Linked DNA regions of Homo sapiens: region 1 is linked to region 2. Evidence: read pairs that join two places in POLR2A ChIA-PET (ENCODE). Cell type or tissue: K562. All regions are shown on one strand. Links, peaks and the distances in the headings refer to the core of each region. The heading gives the core; the rest is flanking DNA. Region 1 overlaps SUOX (sulfite oxidase). Region 2 overlaps ESYT1 (extended synaptotagmin 1).

What was found. Peaks named below come from ENCODE experiments on the same cell type or tissue, not always from the same donor. Only the 100,000 strongest peaks of a DNase experiment are listed, where the experiment ranks them.
Region 1: POLR2A ChIA-PET joins it to region 2 with 5 read pairs; 6 of 35 experiments call an interaction of 5 or more read pairs at or near these places.

The regions. Positions count from the first base shown.
Region 1 is chr12:56,002,184-56,005,090 of GRCh38, forward strand. It overlaps SUOX (sulfite oxidase), which reads left to right. Exons shown (of 5, transcript NM_001032386.2): 3 at 29-88; 4 at 360-537; 5 at 1,435-2,907. The coding sequence starts at 39. The coding sequence ends at 2,844. Among named protein-coding and RNA genes, the nearest start is that of SUOX, 6.4 kb to the left of the region's middle. In K562, for the core only: no CTCF peak of the experiment used is centred there; a DNase peak (open chromatin) is centred at 1,467.
Region 2 is chr12:56,137,240-56,140,146 of GRCh38, forward strand. It overlaps ESYT1 (extended synaptotagmin 1), which reads left to right. Exons shown (of 31, transcript NM_015292.3): 17 at 1-134; 18 at 260-436; 19 at 593-675; 20 at 787-835; 21 at 944-1,033; 22 at 1,165-1,260; 23 at 1,529-1,600; 24 at 1,688-1,774. Among named protein-coding and RNA genes, the nearest start is that of ESYT1, 10 kb to the left of the region's middle. In K562, for the core only: no CTCF peak of the experiment used is centred there; no DNase peak of the experiment used is centred there.

The DNA of each region.
Region 1 (2,907 bases), core at 166-2,665, 140 kb before region 2:
TCTTGATCCCAGAATCTTCCTTCTACAGGTCTGCTACAATGCTGCTGCTGCACAGAGCTGTGGTCCTCAGGCTCCAACAGGCCTGCAGGTAGGCCAGCCCATCCCAGGACTTGCCTCCTAGCCCCTATCTGCCACCCTTAGTGTCTTTTACAATGTCATACCTTGCAAATAAGACAGTTGAGAGAGTGTGTCCAGGGAGGACAGAGAAAGCCAGATCCCACTTTTCCCACCTATCCCTGGAGAAACTAAGTTCCAACTTAAGGAACCAATGGCCAACCAGGGAGAAAGAAGTAGACCCCAAGCCTTCACTAGCCCTTTCACATGACCATACGTGCTACTAAGACCGACCTCTCTTCCAGACTCAAGTCAATCCCCTCAAGGATCTGCATTCAGGCCTGCTCCACAAATGATTCATTTCAGCCCCAGCGCCCCAGCCTCACCTTCTCTGGTGATAACTCCAGCACCCAGGGATGGAGAGTCATGGGGACCCTATTAGGTCTCGGTGCAGTGTTGGCCTATCAGGACCATCGGTGTAGGGTAAGTAGGGAAAGTGCTTCATTGTCAGAACAGACTGGGTGCAGTGGCTCACGCCTGTTATCCCAGCACTATAGGAGGCCAAGGTGGGTGGGTCACTTGAGGTTAGGAGTTTGAGACCAGCCTGGGCAACATGGCAAAACCCCATCTCTAGTAAAAATTAGCCAGGTGTGGTGGTACATACCTGTAATCTCAGCTACTTGAGAGGCTGAGACACAAGAATCACTTAAACCCAGGAGGCTAAGTCTGCAGTGAGCCAAGATCAAGATCAGGCCACTGCTCTCCAGCCTGGGTGACAGAGTGAGACTCCATCTCAAAAAAAAAAAAAAAATTGTCAGAATAAAGGAATCAGTCCTAGTAAACTCCACAGGCAACCCAGGCTGTGACCCATGTTCTTGTAGTTACCACAGAGTTCACAGTGACGCAGTCTTCATGCACAGTGGAGATGAAATCTGCTAATCTGCTACCTTCGCTTCCCAGTGGCCAACACCGTGGGTTGGGTCAGGGTGAGCTCAAGTGATTTCTTCTTATTCTTCTTCATTTTTTCTTTTTTTTTTTTTTGAGATGGAGTTTCACTCTTGTTGCCCAGGCTGGAGTGCAATGGCATGATCTCAGCTCACCACAACCTCCACCTCCCGGGTTCAAGTGATTCTCCTGCCTCAGCCTCCCAAGTAGCTGGGATTACAGGCATGCACCACCATGCCCAGCTAATTTTGTATTTTTAGTAGAGACAGGGCTTCTCCATGTTGGTCAAGCTGGTCTTGAACTCCCGACCTTATGTGATCCGCCCACCTCGGCCTCCCAAAGTGCTGGGATTACAGTTGTGAGTCACCACGCCCGACCAAGTGATTTCTTCTTAATAGTCTCTTCCCTTTTATCTTACTCCTTCCCTGCCAATAGGCTGCTCAGGAGTCAACACACATATACACTAAGGAGGAAGTGAGTTCCCACACCAGCCCTGAGACTGGGATCTGGGTGACTCTGGGCTCTGAGGTCTTTGATGTCACAGAATTTGTGGACCTACATCCAGGGGGGCCTTCAAAGCTGATGCTAGCAGCTGGGGGTCCCCTAGAGCCCTTCTGGGCCCTCTATGCTGTTCACAACCAGTCCCATGTGCGTGAGTTACTGGCTCAGTACAAGATTGGGGAGCTGAATCCTGAAGACAAGGTAGCCCCCACCGTGGAGACCTCTGACCCTTATGCTGATGATCCTGTACGTCACCCAGCCCTGAAGGTCAACAGCCAGCGGCCCTTTAATGCAGAGCCTCCCCCTGAGCTGCTGACAGAAAACTACATCACACCCAACCCTATCTTCTTCACCCGGAACCATCTGCCTGTACCTAACCTGGATCCAGACACCTATCGCTTACACGTAGTAGGAGCACCTGGGGGTCAGTCACTGTCTCTTTCCCTGGATGACTTGCACAACTTTCCCAGGTACGAGATCACAGTCACTCTGCAGTGTGCCGGCAACCGACGCTCTGAGATGACTCAGGTCAAAGAAGTAAAAGGTCTGGAGTGGAGAACAGGAGCCATCAGCACTGCACGCTGGGCTGGGGCACGGCTCTGTGATGTGTTAGCCCAGGCTGGCCACCAACTCTGTGAAACTGAGGCCCACGTCTGCTTTGAGGGACTGGACTCAGACCCTACTGGGACTGCCTATGGAGCATCCATCCCTCTGGCTCGGGCCATGGACCCTGAAGCTGAGGTCCTGCTGGCATATGAGATGAATGGGCAGCCTCTGCCACGTGACCACGGCTTCCCTGTGCGTGTGGTGGTTCCTGGAGTGGTGGGTGCCCGCCATGTCAAATGGCTGGGCAGAGTGAGTGTGCAGCCAGAGGAAAGTTACAGCCACTGGCAACGGCGGGATTACAAAGGCTTCTCTCCATCTGTGGACTGGGAGACTGTAGATTTTGACTCTGCTCCATCCATTCAGGAACTTCCTGTCCAGTCGGCCATCACAGAGCCCCGGGATGGAGAGACTGTAGAATCAGGGGAGGTGACCATCAAGGGCTATGCATGGAGTGGTGGTGGCAGGGCTGTGATCCGGGTGGATGTGTCTCTGGATGGGGGCCTAACCTGGCAGGTGGCTAAGCTGGATGGAGAGGAACAGCGCCCCAGGAAGGCCTGGGCATGGCGTCTGTGGCAGTTGAAAGCCCCTGTGCCAGCTGGACAAAAGGAACTGAACATTGTTTGTAAGGCTGTGGATGATGGTTACAATGTGCAGCCAGACACCGTGGCCCCAATCTGGAACCTGCGAGGTGTTCTCAGCAATGCCTGGCATCGTGTCCATGTCTATGTCTCCCCATGAGCATGGAAAGGAGCCACCTCCACCCCTTTCCCCACCCATTAGCCTCACTGCTTCAGAAAAATC
Region 2 (2,907 bases), core at 284-2,783:
AAATATGCTTCCCCACGGTGCCTGGTTGTCCTGGTGCTTGGGACGTGGACAGTGAGAATCCCCAGAGAGGCAGCAGTGTGGATGCCCCACCTCGACCCTGTCACACGACTCCTGATAGCCAGTTTGGGACTGAGGTGAGTCTATATCTGGAAAGGACTAGGGTCTGTTTGCCCCGCTAAGTATGCAAAGCCTGTTTCAGGGCAGATTCTGACAGGTCTCTCTCCCTTTGCCATCTGGCACCCCCCCGTCCCTTTTGCAGCATGTGCTTCGGATCCATGTATTAGAGGCCCAGGACCTGATTGCCAAAGACCGTTTCTTGGGGGGACTGGTGAAGGGCAAGTCAGACCCCTATGTCAAACTAAAGTTGGCAGGACGAAGCTTCCGGAGCCATGTTGTTCGGGAAGATCTCAATCCCCGCTGGAATGAGGTTTTTGAGGTCAGAATTGAGTGGCTGTGACTCCTGGTTCTGCCCCATTTTTCCCCCAATCCCAAAAGTGGTCCAGAAACCTCTGAGGTTCAGTTGACTGGGGGGTCCAGTCATTTGCAGAGGAAAAGGAGAGAATCTTTCATCTGCACTATTTTCTCCCACTAGGTGATCGTCACATCAGTTCCAGGCCAAGAGCTAGAGGTTGAAGTCTTTGACAAGGACTTGGACAAGGATGATTTTCTGGGCAGGTGAGAGCATAGGAGTCTACGTGAAAAACAGGCTGGGGCTCTTTAGGCCATGGAGTCTGGCCTCCTTGGTTCTCACCATCTAGCTTTTGTCTTAATCTTTCTCTTCAACAGGTGTAAAGTGCGTCTCACCACAGTCTTAAACAGTGGCTTCCTTGATGAGGTGAGCATTGAATTAGAGTCAACAACCCCTCCTGATCCTGCCCAAGCTTCATTCTCAAAGTTCTCCTGTCTGCATATCCCCAAGTCTTCACCCTGCCTACTTCCACAGTGGCTGACCCTGGAGGATGTCCCATCTGGCCGCCTGCACTTGCGCCTGGAGCGTCTCACCCCCCGTCCCACTGCTGCTGAGTTAGAGGAGGTAGGGCAGGAGACTTGAGGAAGGAAGGGACCCAAGGTGGGGCAGGATGAGCTCTTCTCTTAGCGTTCAAGGCACATGCCAGAACCCAAGGTGTCAGTTACCACTCCCCAGCCCCGTGTGCCCCTCCACAGGTGCTGCAGGTGAATAGTTTGATCCAGACTCAGAAGAGTGCGGAGCTGGCTGCGGCCCTGCTATCCATCTATATGGAGCGGGCAGAGGACCTCCCGGTGAGATCCCGCTCCCCATGCCCCATAACTTCCTGGCCCTTCTTCCACCTTCCTCCGGTTTGGATGGTCCTGGAGTATTTAGAATAAGAAAAATGGCCCCTCTCTTTCTGAGGGTAGTGCAGGGGTGGGAAAAGTTGTCTGTTCAAGGCCACGGGTAGTGGCTGCCAAGTAATAATGGAGACATGGCTGCTGGCTGTGGATATAATTTGTGAGGGGGATCTGCCTAACTAGGTCCAAATTTAAGACTAACACAGTATTGTCTTTCTAGCTGCGAAAAGGCACCAAGCACCTCAGCCCTTATGCTACTCTCACTGTGGGAGATAGTTCTCATAAAACCAAGGTATGAAGAAATGCTGCAGGGTAAAAATGGGAGGGATAAGAGAAATAAGAGTATCAGCTACTGATCATAAGCCCTCATCTCCACCAGACTATTTCGCAAACTTCAGCCCCTGTCTGGGATGAGAGTGCCTCCTTTCTCATCAGGAAACCACACACTGAGAGCCTAGAGTTGCAGGTACTGTAAATTCATTCTTCAAATATTTAGCAGATTTCTGCCATGGCCAGGCAGGAAACCAGGCACAGAGCATTCAGAGATGAGATAAAAGGTTGACTTTTTTTTTTTTTTTTGAGACAGAGTCTTGCTCTGTCGCCCAGGCTGGAGTGCAGTGGTGCTATCTTGGCTCACTGCAAGCTCCGCCTCCTGGGTTCACACCATTCTCCTGCCTCAGCCTCCCAAGTAGCTGGGACTACAGGTGCCCGCCACCACACCTGGCTAATTTTTGCATTTTTTTTAGTAGAGATGGAGTTTCACCATGTTAGCCAGGCTGGTCTCGAACTCCTGACCTCAGGTGATCCGCCCACCTCGGCCTCCCAAAGTGCTGGAAATACAGGTGTGAGCCACCGCACCCGGCCAAAAGATTGACTTCTTATCTTTATGGAGCTCACACTCTGTTTTGGGAGAAAAATAACCAGATGAAACTTTCAGAATGATAACTGAGGTAAAAGGCACTGTGGGGAAGAAAGGAAGGGTTCAGGCTGGGGAAAGGCTGGAGATAGAAAGGCATCCTTAGATGACCCCTGAGCTTGAGGGTAGATTTTTTTTTTTTTTTTTTGAGACTAGAGTCTCACTCTTATTGCCCAGGCTAGAGTGCAGTGGCGCAATCTCAGCTCACTGCAACCTCAGCCTTCCAGGTTCAAGCGATTCTCCTGCCTCAGCCTCCCGCGTACCTGGGATTACATGCGCGTGCCACCATACCCCACCAATTTTTAGTAGAGACGGGGTTTTGCCATGTTGGCCAGGCTGGTCTTGAACTCCTGACCTCAGGTTATCCATCCACCTCAGCCTCCCAAAGTGCTGGGATTATAGGTGTGAGCCACTGCACCCGGCCTTTTTTTTTTTAGACAGGGTCTTACTCTGTCGCCCAGGCTGGAGTGCCGTGGTGCAATCAGGGCTCACTACAGCCTCAACTCTTGGGCTCTAGCAATCCTCCTACCTCAGCTGGGATAACAGGTGCACACTACCACACCTAGCTAATTTTTGTATTTTTTTGTGGAGATGAGGTTTTACCATGTCATCCAGGCTGGTCTCGAACTCCTGGACTCAAGCATTCTGCCCGCCTCGGCATCCCAAAGTGCTGGGATTACAAG